Regions from separate parts of the Homo sapiens genome. Here region 1 is linked to region 2. Evidence: read pairs that join two places in POLR2A ChIA-PET (ENCODE). Cell type or tissue: OCI-LY7. All regions are shown on one strand. Each heading gives the region's core, and the rest is flanking DNA. Links, peaks and the distances in the headings are about the cores only.

Evidence for each region. ChIA-PET counts read pairs that join two places held together with the same protein. Peaks named below come from ENCODE experiments on the same cell type or tissue, not always from the same donor. Only the 100,000 strongest peaks of a DNase experiment are listed, where the experiment ranks them.
Region 1: POLR2A ChIA-PET joins it to region 2 with 6 read pairs; 2 of 35 experiments call an interaction of 5 or more read pairs at or near these places.

The regions. Positions count from the first base shown.
Region 1 is chr2:54,773,728-54,779,110 of GRCh38, reverse strand. All of the region lies in intron 2 of EML6 (EMAP like 6), which reads right to left. Among named protein-coding and RNA genes, the nearest start is that of EML6-AS1, 25 kb to the right of the region's middle. RefSeq lists a silencer at 356-503. In OCI-LY7, for the core only: a CTCF peak has its summit at 5,115; a DNase peak (open chromatin) is centred at 3,200.
Region 2 is chr2:54,441,943-54,447,325 of GRCh38, reverse strand. It overlaps LOC102724072 (a long non-coding RNA gene), which reads right to left. Exons shown (of 4, transcript XR_940094.3): 4 at 2,451-3,193. Among named protein-coding and RNA genes, the nearest start is that of SPTBN1, 12 kb to the left of the region's middle. In OCI-LY7, for the core only: no CTCF peak of the experiment used is centred there; no DNase peak of the experiment used is centred there.

The sequences.
Region 1 (5,383 bases), core at 276-5,275, 330 kb before region 2:
GTTGGTTCTTTCATTCAAAATACCATCTTGGATTTCATTAATACTCTACAGTTAAAGAAATCAAATTCTGAAGCTCTGTCATTTCTCAGGTGAAAGTGTAAAGTGTTAGTTCATTCTTACTATCATAATTGTAAAGAGTGTAAGGAAAGTTATTTTATATATTTGATATATTTATTAATTTAACAATTCACTTCTTTTCTTTCTTTCTTTTTTTTTTTTGAGATGGAGTCTTGCTCTGTCACCCAGGCTGGAATGCAGTGGCACAATCTCGGCTCACTGCAACCTCCACCGCCCAGGTTCATGCCATTCTCCTGCCTCAGCCTCCCGAGTAGCTGGGATTACAGGCACCCGCCACCACACGCAGCTAATTTTTTTTGTATTTTTTTAGTAGAGATGGGGTTTCACCGTGATAGCCAGGATGGTCTCGATCTCCTGACCTTGTGACCTGCCCGTCTCGGCCTCCCAAAGTGCTGGGATTACAGGTGTGAGCTACTGCGCCCGGCCTAACAATGCACTTCTAATTATATTTTAGTTTTTTCTCTTCCACAATAAAAAGAAATACATGGGACCCAAAACTTAGTGCATGGTGTCAGCATCTCGCACAGAGTGATAAAATGGCCATGATGGTAATCCTCATTTGGAAACGTAGCTGACTTTTGAGGGTCAGAATTATAGTTCAGCCCCAGTTTGGGAGGGGGGTACAACTTTCTCCTCATCCCAGACAGAAAACTCTTTTTTCTCTCTCCTCTCCCCCTTCTCTCTTCCTCCTTCTCTTTCTATATTTAGCACAAACTTCAGAGCCTTCTTTAGGAATAAATTTCGACATTTAATAAGCTTTAATGAAATCTTATACAAATCCTTCACTTGCCATCTTAAACTGATTTTATCTCACTTTCTTTTGAGAATTAATTCTGGATTTGCACATTCTGACATAATCCCAAATAAGCTAAACATTTAGAGATTCACAGATACATATAAATGGAAAAAAACTCTTACCCTGACATGTCTAAATGACCCCAAACAGTTGAAGAAAAAACAGAAAGTCAAGACATTATTTCCACTCTTTGAAAGTTTAGGTGATGAATGCCTAGATTATCTTTTATAGAGCTGAACATTTTTTCTTTATCTTTTGTTTCTCTACAAGCTTAGATTTTAAAATAGAACCAGTGGTATTTTTTCATATGTAAATATTCCCCAAAAATTTTATTAAATTCATTCAGAAGTCTATTTTGATGTCAGAAGAAATTTGCTATAAATAAATCATATTCTCAAATAACCCACATCTTGGATTTTAAGATAGTTTCTTTACCAAAGAAAACATGGGTACTTTCGAGCAAGCACCCATTAATGTAACACTCCATGTACCCAGCCATGGAAAGGGCTCCTCCTGCTCCTGAAATCACTAAGCTGAGGGCAGATTGGTCACTCTGGGGTGAGAAAAAGATTCCAGTGCCCAACAGAACTCATGACTCCCATCTCTCCCACATGGCCAATGACAAAATACAGGAGTTAAATGAGGACCATAAGGACACACCAAGATAGTAATTACATTTCCCCTTTCCAAAGCAAGATCATACCAGTGTCTTGTTTTGTTAAAAATTAAGTACTGAGAAATGGTGCTAATAGTGGACCAAAAGTTTTGAGGTCTATGTGGAAGACAGAAAGCGAAGGACTCAGATTTACATGGAACCCAAAGCAAAAAGCCTGCAATAAAAAGTGAGCATAAAAGTCCAAGCTCAGAGTCAAGAAGCCATCAGGACGCTCAACTAAATGATATCCTGCAGAGCAGCTGGACTACTTATAGGCTCCTCTCCATCACTCCACCATCACAACTCCTCCACCCCCACCCTAAATAATTTGCTGGCAGTGAGAAGGCATTTGGCTCCATGCTAAAACCTTAAGATTTGCACCAAAGGAAGTATTCATTTTCAGGGCTAGCAGACTTCCTTCTGTGAGTATTGAGGTCAAATATCAGTAGGTTAGAGTCTTTGGGGACTCCAGGCCTCACAGGGCGATGTGGACAGCAAAGCTGCAGCTGGCAATAAAGCTGTCCTTACTCTGGCAATTGTGGTAGAATAAAAAGAGACCCTAATGAAACGGAATAAAATAACAACAAAGTAGACTCAATGAACAAAATCAAAGGTGTTTTTTTTAAACCAAAGAATCTCTTAAATTTATTAGGATAAATACTTAGAGAAAACAAGACATAAGTCACATAGATGCATTAAGCCATAAACTATCCCAATGAAGTCAGTCCCTCACCAGGGTCCCAGTATACAAATGTTCATATAAAGCAAGGTATCAGTATTAGCTTTCAAACTGAATATATGTTGTAAAATATCCAAGGTTGAGTTAGAAACAGGACGTGGGGGTGGGGTGGCACAGGAGGGGAGGGAGGAGACATTCTTTTTTCTAGTAGATTCAGGGAATACATGTGCATGTTCATTTCCTGCATGTATTGCATAATGCTGGAGTTGGGGCTTCTAATGATCCCCTCATCAAAGGGATCATAAATGAAACAACAATACAGTAGAAAAAAATTTGCCAAGCTTGATTAAAACCAGTGAAAGAAAACACAAATAAGCAATATTAGAAAATATACGTGTAAGATTTTATGAGCCTACTACCTATATTCAAAAATATAGATAAAAGCTTTCCCAGAAAATAAAAGTATAAAAACTGACTCAAGAAAAGGGAACTAATTAAATGGGGCAATAATCGCAAAATGTATAAAGACAAATTTCTACCCAACACGAAGGTACCGAGCCCAGGCAGTTTTACAGGCAAGTTCTGTAAAACCTAGATTAACAGAGTTCTTGACAAGGGAGAGAATATAGTCATGGGTTCTTAGTCTCTGTTTCTGGTTGGGCCAATAAAGCCCCTTTCTCCTCCTCCTTTTCCACTTATCACTAGAGTCAGAAACTAAAAAACATGGCTTTGGGCTGCTAAAAGCCTAAGGCAAAACAAAACACAACAACAACAACAACAAAATAAGGCAGGTTGAACCCCTGTGAGGCTGGTATAACCAGGATAAGGCTTATGGTTATCAAAACTAGATAAAGACATCATAAAGCTACAGAAAACCATTCTTACTTGCCAATATTAAATAGAATACATAATGGCAAACCAAATCTTAAGAATAGTATATTATTATAAAATAATTGTGTATCATGACCAAGTAAGGTTGTCACAGGAATGCAAGGATGGCTCAATATTAGAAACCCTATGGGTATTTACAACAATAATATATTTAAAGAGAAAATTCTATAATTTTTATTGCATCTTCTGTTAGAATGGGTTTTAGTTGTAGACTATATATTCCCATTCCACAAGGGCAGGGTACTACTGTACTTCCAGAATCCAGCACACTCACTCCTCCACTTGCAAAAATTTGTGGAGTGCATGCTTGAAGCCAGGCACTCTCCTGGGGATATAGCAATAAGCAAAAACAAAGGCCCTGCTCTCTTAGATCCTGTAGTCTGGTCATACAATGAACAATAAACATTAAATACACAGTTTTAGGTTGTAATAAGTGCTATGAATAAAATAAAATAGGGTGAGAGAGATAAAGGGTGACAAGAGGTGCAATTTTATATAAAGAGGTCAGGAAAGGCCTCCAATGAGGTTAGGAGGAGCACAGAAATCTGCACAAAATGAGGGAGTAAGCCAAGGCCAAATCGAGGGGAGGAGCGTTTCAGGCACGGGAAAGAACAAGTCCAAAAGTCCTGAGTCAGACACTTGCTTGGTTTATCTGAGAAATAGCAAAGAAGCCAGTGTGGCTAGAGCAAAATGGCTGGGACAGAAATGGGGTCAGAGAAGTGGCTAGGGGCCAGTGCCTGCAGGGCCTAGCGAGGAATGGCAAGGACTCCGCATTTCACTGTCAATACACTGGGCAGCAAGGGTTGAGAGTAAAAGGAATTGGTAAGATTGATTTAAAAATTTTAAAGGCTTATTTTGGCTACCATAATGAATAGACTATACCTGGAGCAAAAAGTGGGAACTGGCACACCAGTTAGACTACTATAGAGGCACAGGTGAGAAATGCTGGCTCACACTGGGTAGGAAGGTCCCCCCACTGCATGTCTGCTCACTAAGTATTTGCTTTTTCATTTTTTGATCATATTTTCAGGAAATTTCTATGTGACACATTTGTTAACAAAAGTAATGAATGTCAACAATACAGAATTTTACATGTTGTAAGCACTTTCTGTATTTCCACTTGGGTGAAAAACAAAGGCAAAAGCAATGTCAACACTATCTTTTCTAATGCAAGTCATTAGGAGAAGCATTGACTAAAGACCAATCCACACAGAGTAGAAGATAAAGATTTTGCAATACACTATTTTCTAAATTTGATCATTAGACTAGGGATGCCAACTCTTTTAGTCCCACAAGATCCTCGGGGAGAAAAACATCTTGTAAAAATAACTTTGGGAAATGCTAATACCACATCTAAGATAGATTGGATGCTTACCATAAGCCAGGTCCTCTTGCAAAAGGACCTCTATGTTTTATTTTATTTGATCCTTACAACCACCCTATGATGTAGTGTAGCAGAGATGCTAGCTCTTCCATTCTCCCCGTGATGTAGGCTAAAAACCATCCAGAACCCCCTTCCATGAAGGATATGTTGCTGGTAGTGCTGTTGGCCAGAAGGCCTCTGTCTGTCAGGCTCTTCAGGGATCACCTCAACTTCCAACGGCTCCCTCACCCACAGTCACCCTTCTTCCCATAATGGCCTGTACCTAATGACTGATCAATGTAGGAACATAAAGGCCTGACCATCCTGTGGAGCCTGCATAGTATCCTGACTTCTCTCTCTGCCCTCCCTTCCATCACTACTGATCCAATAAACATTTTGCAAGCTGAACTTCGTCTCAGAGCTGCTTCCTAGGAAACTCAACCTATGATAATCACTCCTCTTCTTTTACAGAAATAAATGCCAAGAATAAAGACATTTCCTAGCTTCCCTTGGAGTCTGCTGGGTGTGGCCATTCAACCATGCTCTGGCCCCTGGGATGAAAATGGAAGTCATGTGTGCAACTTCCAGGAAGTGTTCTTAGCAGTGCCCCTCTTTCTCCTCCTGCTGGCTGGAATGCAGACATGAAGGCTGGAGTGGGAGCAGCCACTTCTTGAGGACAGCAAAGGAACAAGAAAAAAGGAGGCCCTGTGCCAGTCATCAAATCGAATTGATGGTATGTAGCAGAAACAGATTTGAATCTAGATCTGACTCCAAAGCTTATGCTCTCATGCCACACTAAGATGCCTCTGGGAGAAAATTCTGTGATACTTTTCCTTAGGAGAAGCGCTAATTTCATAATTCCTGAGCACAGAAGAAACAGATATGGATGTTCAAATAAAGTGTGCAAACTTAAAGTTAGCT
Region 2 (5,383 bases), core at 147-5,146:
AAGGGAAACAGAATTCAAACCCAGGTCCATCTAACACCATAGCTGTTTCCAAAAGTTTGAAAGGGAAGTAACATCTTAGACATTTTGCTTACTAGCTTTCAATGTAAACGTAATTACTCAAAATCTGTGGTCAAAGATATCCTTTCTTTTAAACTGACAGAGGTTTTAATAAAACATTAAAAGGATTTTTTTTTATATGAAGGCTGTAAGGATGTGTACCTAAGTTTGAAAAAGTTTTAAGCACCTGGATTCTTATGTGCTTATGTTTCAAACAGAGTTCACTCAACTTGAAAGTCATCCGTTCCTTAATAAGTGCTGCCAATAGGGAATAAGAAAAAAATACTTTGAACAGAAAATTCTCCTTGTTTTTGGTGAACAGAGAAGTATTGTTGTTTGTTTTCTGAAGGGCACAGGAGATGGGGGTAGAGGTAGGGGTGTTTGTTTTGATGAGGTCTGCTTTGAAGAGCTCTTCTGAAGCCTTCCCAGGCGAGGCCAAGCAGGGGTGTGGGGTTTAATGCAGTACATACCCGGGAAGTAGGGGCCTGGTTCAGCTGCAAGTCATTTACACTTTCAGGATTCTCTCCAAAGAGGACCTTGGACCAAAGCAGGCTGAGCAAATCATACACTGGATTTCAAATTGTGATGGGACACTACAGAAGGAATAAAAATATTTATAGGTCCTAAGTTACCTATGGTGCAGGTTAACTGAATTTGAGAAGAACTTGGAATTTTACTAATTTGGTGGGCAGACGTATGTTTTCTGAGTGGCAGATTCTATGGGAAGGCTAGGAAAGTTATCTGGAAGCATTCTATGAATTATCTCTTAGCTATTGGAGTGCAGGCCCTACTATCTTTAGCCATACTTAAGAGAGGAATCAGAGCCTTCTCCAGTTGTTCCTCTGTTAATTTGAGAATTTACTGGGTTCCACTTGCCTCCTTGCCAACTGAATTCTCCCAGCTCCTCCAGAGAGGATAGAGGTGCTGCTACTGCCACCCCTGGCCTCTCACATGGTCACCAGCTACATCCCACATAGATGGAAGCCTGCAGTTTCTGAGCCATCTGAATCAAGTAGCATGAACTGGAGATCAATGTAGCTGGCTTTAGATGAAAACTCCAGAGATACCTGAAGTGTCCAAGTCTCACTTTTCCAATGACAAGTTTGTTACAGGAATTCATAGCCAGTACAAAATTACATCAAAAAATTAGTAAATCATTCCTTAGTTCTTCCCTAGCCCCACTGGAAGGAGAAAAGGAACAAGTAAGATAAACATCTGTTTTGTTAAAAATACTCATTGTTGCAGTCAGAGGTTTCTCTTTTGATTTTAGCTTTTTTTCTTTAAATAGGCAGTACTTATTATTTTAAAATGTAAATGATATTAAAAGGAATGAATTGAAAGTCTCACTCTCGCCCTGTCCCCATCCATCTCACAACCCACCCCCATTCCCCATAAGTAAGTGTGTTTTAAATATTCTTGTGTACTTCTCTTCCAGGGTGCCTGCCCAGTGTTTCTTTAGGTATATATATAAAGAAAATCAAATATATATAATTCCTGTTATTTCTTTCTTTTTTTTTTTTTTTTTTTGAGACGGAGTCTCACTCTGTCACCCAAGCTGGAGTAATCTCGGCTCACTGCAACCTCCGCCTCCCAGGCTCAAGCAATTCTCCTGCCTCAGCCCCAGCTACTCGGTCCCAGAGTAGCTGGGACTACAGGCACATGCCACCATGCCCAGCTAATGTTTTTTTTGTTTTGTTTTGTTTTCTTTTGAGATGGAATCTTGCTCTTGTCGCCAGAGTGACAGGAGTGCAATGGCACAATATCAGCTCACTGCAACCTCTGACTCCTGGGTTCAAGCGATTCTCCTGCCTCAGCCTCCCAAGTAGCTGGGACTACAGGCACGCGCCACCATGCCTGGCTAATTTTGTATTTTTAGTAGAGACAGGGTGTCGCCGTGTTGGCCAGGCTGGTCTTGAACTCCTAACCTCATGATCTGCCCGCCTGGGCCTCCCAAAGTGCTGGCATTACAGGTGTAAGCCACCGTGCCCAGCCTAATGTTTGTATTTTTAGTAGAGACGGGGTTTCACCTTGTTGGCCAGGCTGGTCTCAAACTCCTGATCTCAAGTGAACTGCCTGCCTCCGCCTCCCAAAGTGCTGGGATTACAGGCGTTGAGCCACCGCACCTGGCCATTTCTCTCCTTTTTTTTTTTTTTTTTTTTTTTTTAACACAACAGACAGCATACTACAAATATTAATCTGCTCCTTGTTCTTTTTACTTAATCACCCTTGGGATCTTTCCTTATCGGCACATGATATGCTTCCTTTTTTAAATTACAGCTGCATAGTATTCCATCATATGACATACTTTATTTGGGTTGTTTCAGTTTTCTGCTTTCACAAACAGAGCAATCAAGGGTTTCTGAACAGTTATTTCTGGGCTCAAACCTTGTTCCTTCTAGTCACTCAAAATTCCATAGGCATGTATGTGGCTGCCCACGGAGTATATATTAAACTTTCACAGGGTAGAGATGGAAGTGGCTTTAGAGCTGGTCTATTCCAACTCACTGGTTTAAATAAGAAGAAACCAAAGTTCCTGTGAAGTGACTTCCCCAAGTTGCAGAGTGGTTGGCCTGGGTCCAGAGCCCAGGCTTCCTGATTCCCAGGCTGACATTGTTCCTGCTGGATCACACTGCTGGGTGCTAGGGTGTGGGGAGGGTATATAAATACCACTGGCTCCTCCAGGAGCATAGAACTCATTAGATACAAAGTAGAACATGGTAAGAGTCAAGAGAGAGCCACAAGGCCTAGAGGGGATTCTTTTAAGGAGGAAGACACTTGGTTAGAGGAAATCTGGAAAGGCTGCATAGAGAAGGTAGCATTCAAGATGGGCCTTGGAGGGTGGATAGGATTTCACCAAGTAGAAAACGTGGAAGAAGGTTATTCCAAATGAAGAGACCAGCAAGAGCAAAGACGTGGACATGCGAAAACATCAGGCATCTTTGGGAAGCAAGGAGTCGAGTATGATTGGTACATAATATGTGATTGGAAGATAAGAATACTAGTAACTTCACTGAGATTATTGATCACTTACCTAATGCCAAGTGTTACTCTGAGTGCTTCTTCAATGTTACTCTTTAATCTTCACAACCCCACGATGTAGGTACCATTATTATCCTCCACTTTACAGGTGGGGACTCTGAGGCACAGAGAGGGTAGGAATTTTCTTAGGTCATAAGGCACACAGCTAGTAAGGTTACATTTTAGGAAGTCTGAATCTAAAATACTATTAACACTTCTCCATGTTACCGGGAGATGAGACTGGAGAAAGAAAATGATCATATTTGAGAGGATCTTGGAATTCATGTGGAGACACAAAAAGGTTTCTCCTACCATGAGTTGTAAAAAGAAAGAAGGGGATAAACATTTTTTAAGTACATACTATGTTTTCAAAAGATCATGTGTGATAGATGTTATTTCCCACAGAATTCAGATGAGAGAACTAGGGTTCAGAGGAAGTAAGTAACTTGTCCAAAGCCTCAAAGCTCTTAAGTGGTGAAGAAAGCGTTGAGTACCCTGTCTGATCAAAAGCCTGCGCTCTTGCACAGACAGTGTTTTCCCAAAGTAGCCCATGGAATACTCGTGCCCAGCCTAGCGGGGGATGGGGTTTTGTGGTCAACTCAGCTTGGGAAATGCTAAGATAACCAAGTTAGGCCTTCAGGTACTTTTAATATGCTATTGTGCTTCATAAATCAACCGAGAGGTAGATGTAGCATCTCATGTTTCCAAAACTAAACTTCCTCTCCCACTCCTCCTAAGTCCTTTGCATGTCACATTGAGCGGAAATCGTGCTGAGAGGGGCTATCAGTTTGGAAAGGCCTAAAGAGGCCATACTAGAGAAGCGAAAGGTGTATTTCCTGATCACCTGTGTCTGTTGCCACTCTTCACAGATACATAATGCTAAAATTCAGAAAGGCTGTTGAATCTTACTTCCTGAGGGCTGCACGGAAGCTATCTAAACTTCCACGTCTCAGAAAAGTGGTATTTTTTGTTTTGTCTTTGTGTGTTCGTATTCATTTGGGTTTTTTCTTTTCGGTTTTTTTTTTTTTTTTGGTATCAAAATGAAAAAAACTTGATTTCCTTTTTTTTTTTTTTTTTCCAGAGATGAGGTCTCACTAGATTGTCCAGGTTGGACTTGAACTAACTCGTGGCCTCGAGTGATAACTCCCACCTCAGTCTTTCTAGTAGCTGGGTCTATAGGGCACACATTGCACTCAACTCCAATTTTATGTCTAATGTAAAAATCTCCCAATTTCTATTCTAGTTCTTTTATAACCTGAGATAAAGATGTTGGGATGTTGAGAACCAAAAAATATATATAGGACATGCTTTCTTAGGTTTCTTAGGCTGTGTACCTAACTTCTAATTAGCTGGTGGTTTAATATATAATCCAATGTTGCTATCATATCACTATAAAAGACAGTCTGGCCAAAAAGAATACCTTCACACTCTTCCTCTGAAAATCCTCATGAAATGTTAAACTTACACATGTGGCATGGCTGAACCAAATAGGACCTTTGTCACTAAAAAGGAACTCTGCAAATCTTAAACACCGTATGAAAATAATATTCTTTGGCTGCAAATTCTGCCTACTAAATGACATTTTTGTGCACATTTGTTATTGCATTTGATAAGTTGGGTAGAGTTTCCTTTTCAATTTCAGTATTTTAAGAATTTTGAGGTGCTTGGGATGATTATTGGAATAGTCAGAAATGCTGTTGGTGGTTTTATGACACCATAAAATGACTTCGTTGCAAGGATGAGAGTGATGCTTAACATCCATTTTTATTTAGATAGCTGGGATCTCGGTAAAGGCTTACATATAACTCCAGATGCTTGCTAAACATGTAAAATCACTAGTTAGTAGTGTTATTTCATAGTTTTGGAGATACTGAATGGTGATCTCTTCAGATATAAGATAGGATTGACTGTTAGGTATTTTTCCTAGGAAAGTTTTTGTAATAAGGTAGTTTGCTTCTGCTGCTACTGAAATTTAATTTTAATCACTCAAAGCTGTGAGCAAAGTTCAGGCTCCCTCTTTTACCAACTGAATTAAGACTGAGAGGTAGAATAGTTAGGATAATCATGGGTTCATTTTTGCCCTAAGTCTATAGTTAGTGGAACCCAAATGAAAAATACAAATAACATAGATTTGTTCATTCATAACCTCTCTTAGGCCAAAATGAACACTATATTGTGATGCAAATGCCAGCAGAACAGATTGGAAAATAGAACAGTATTGTGGCCGGGCGCGGTGGCTCACGCCTGTAATCCCAGCACTTTGGGAGGCCAAAGCGGGCAGATCACGAGGTCAGGAGATGGAGACCAT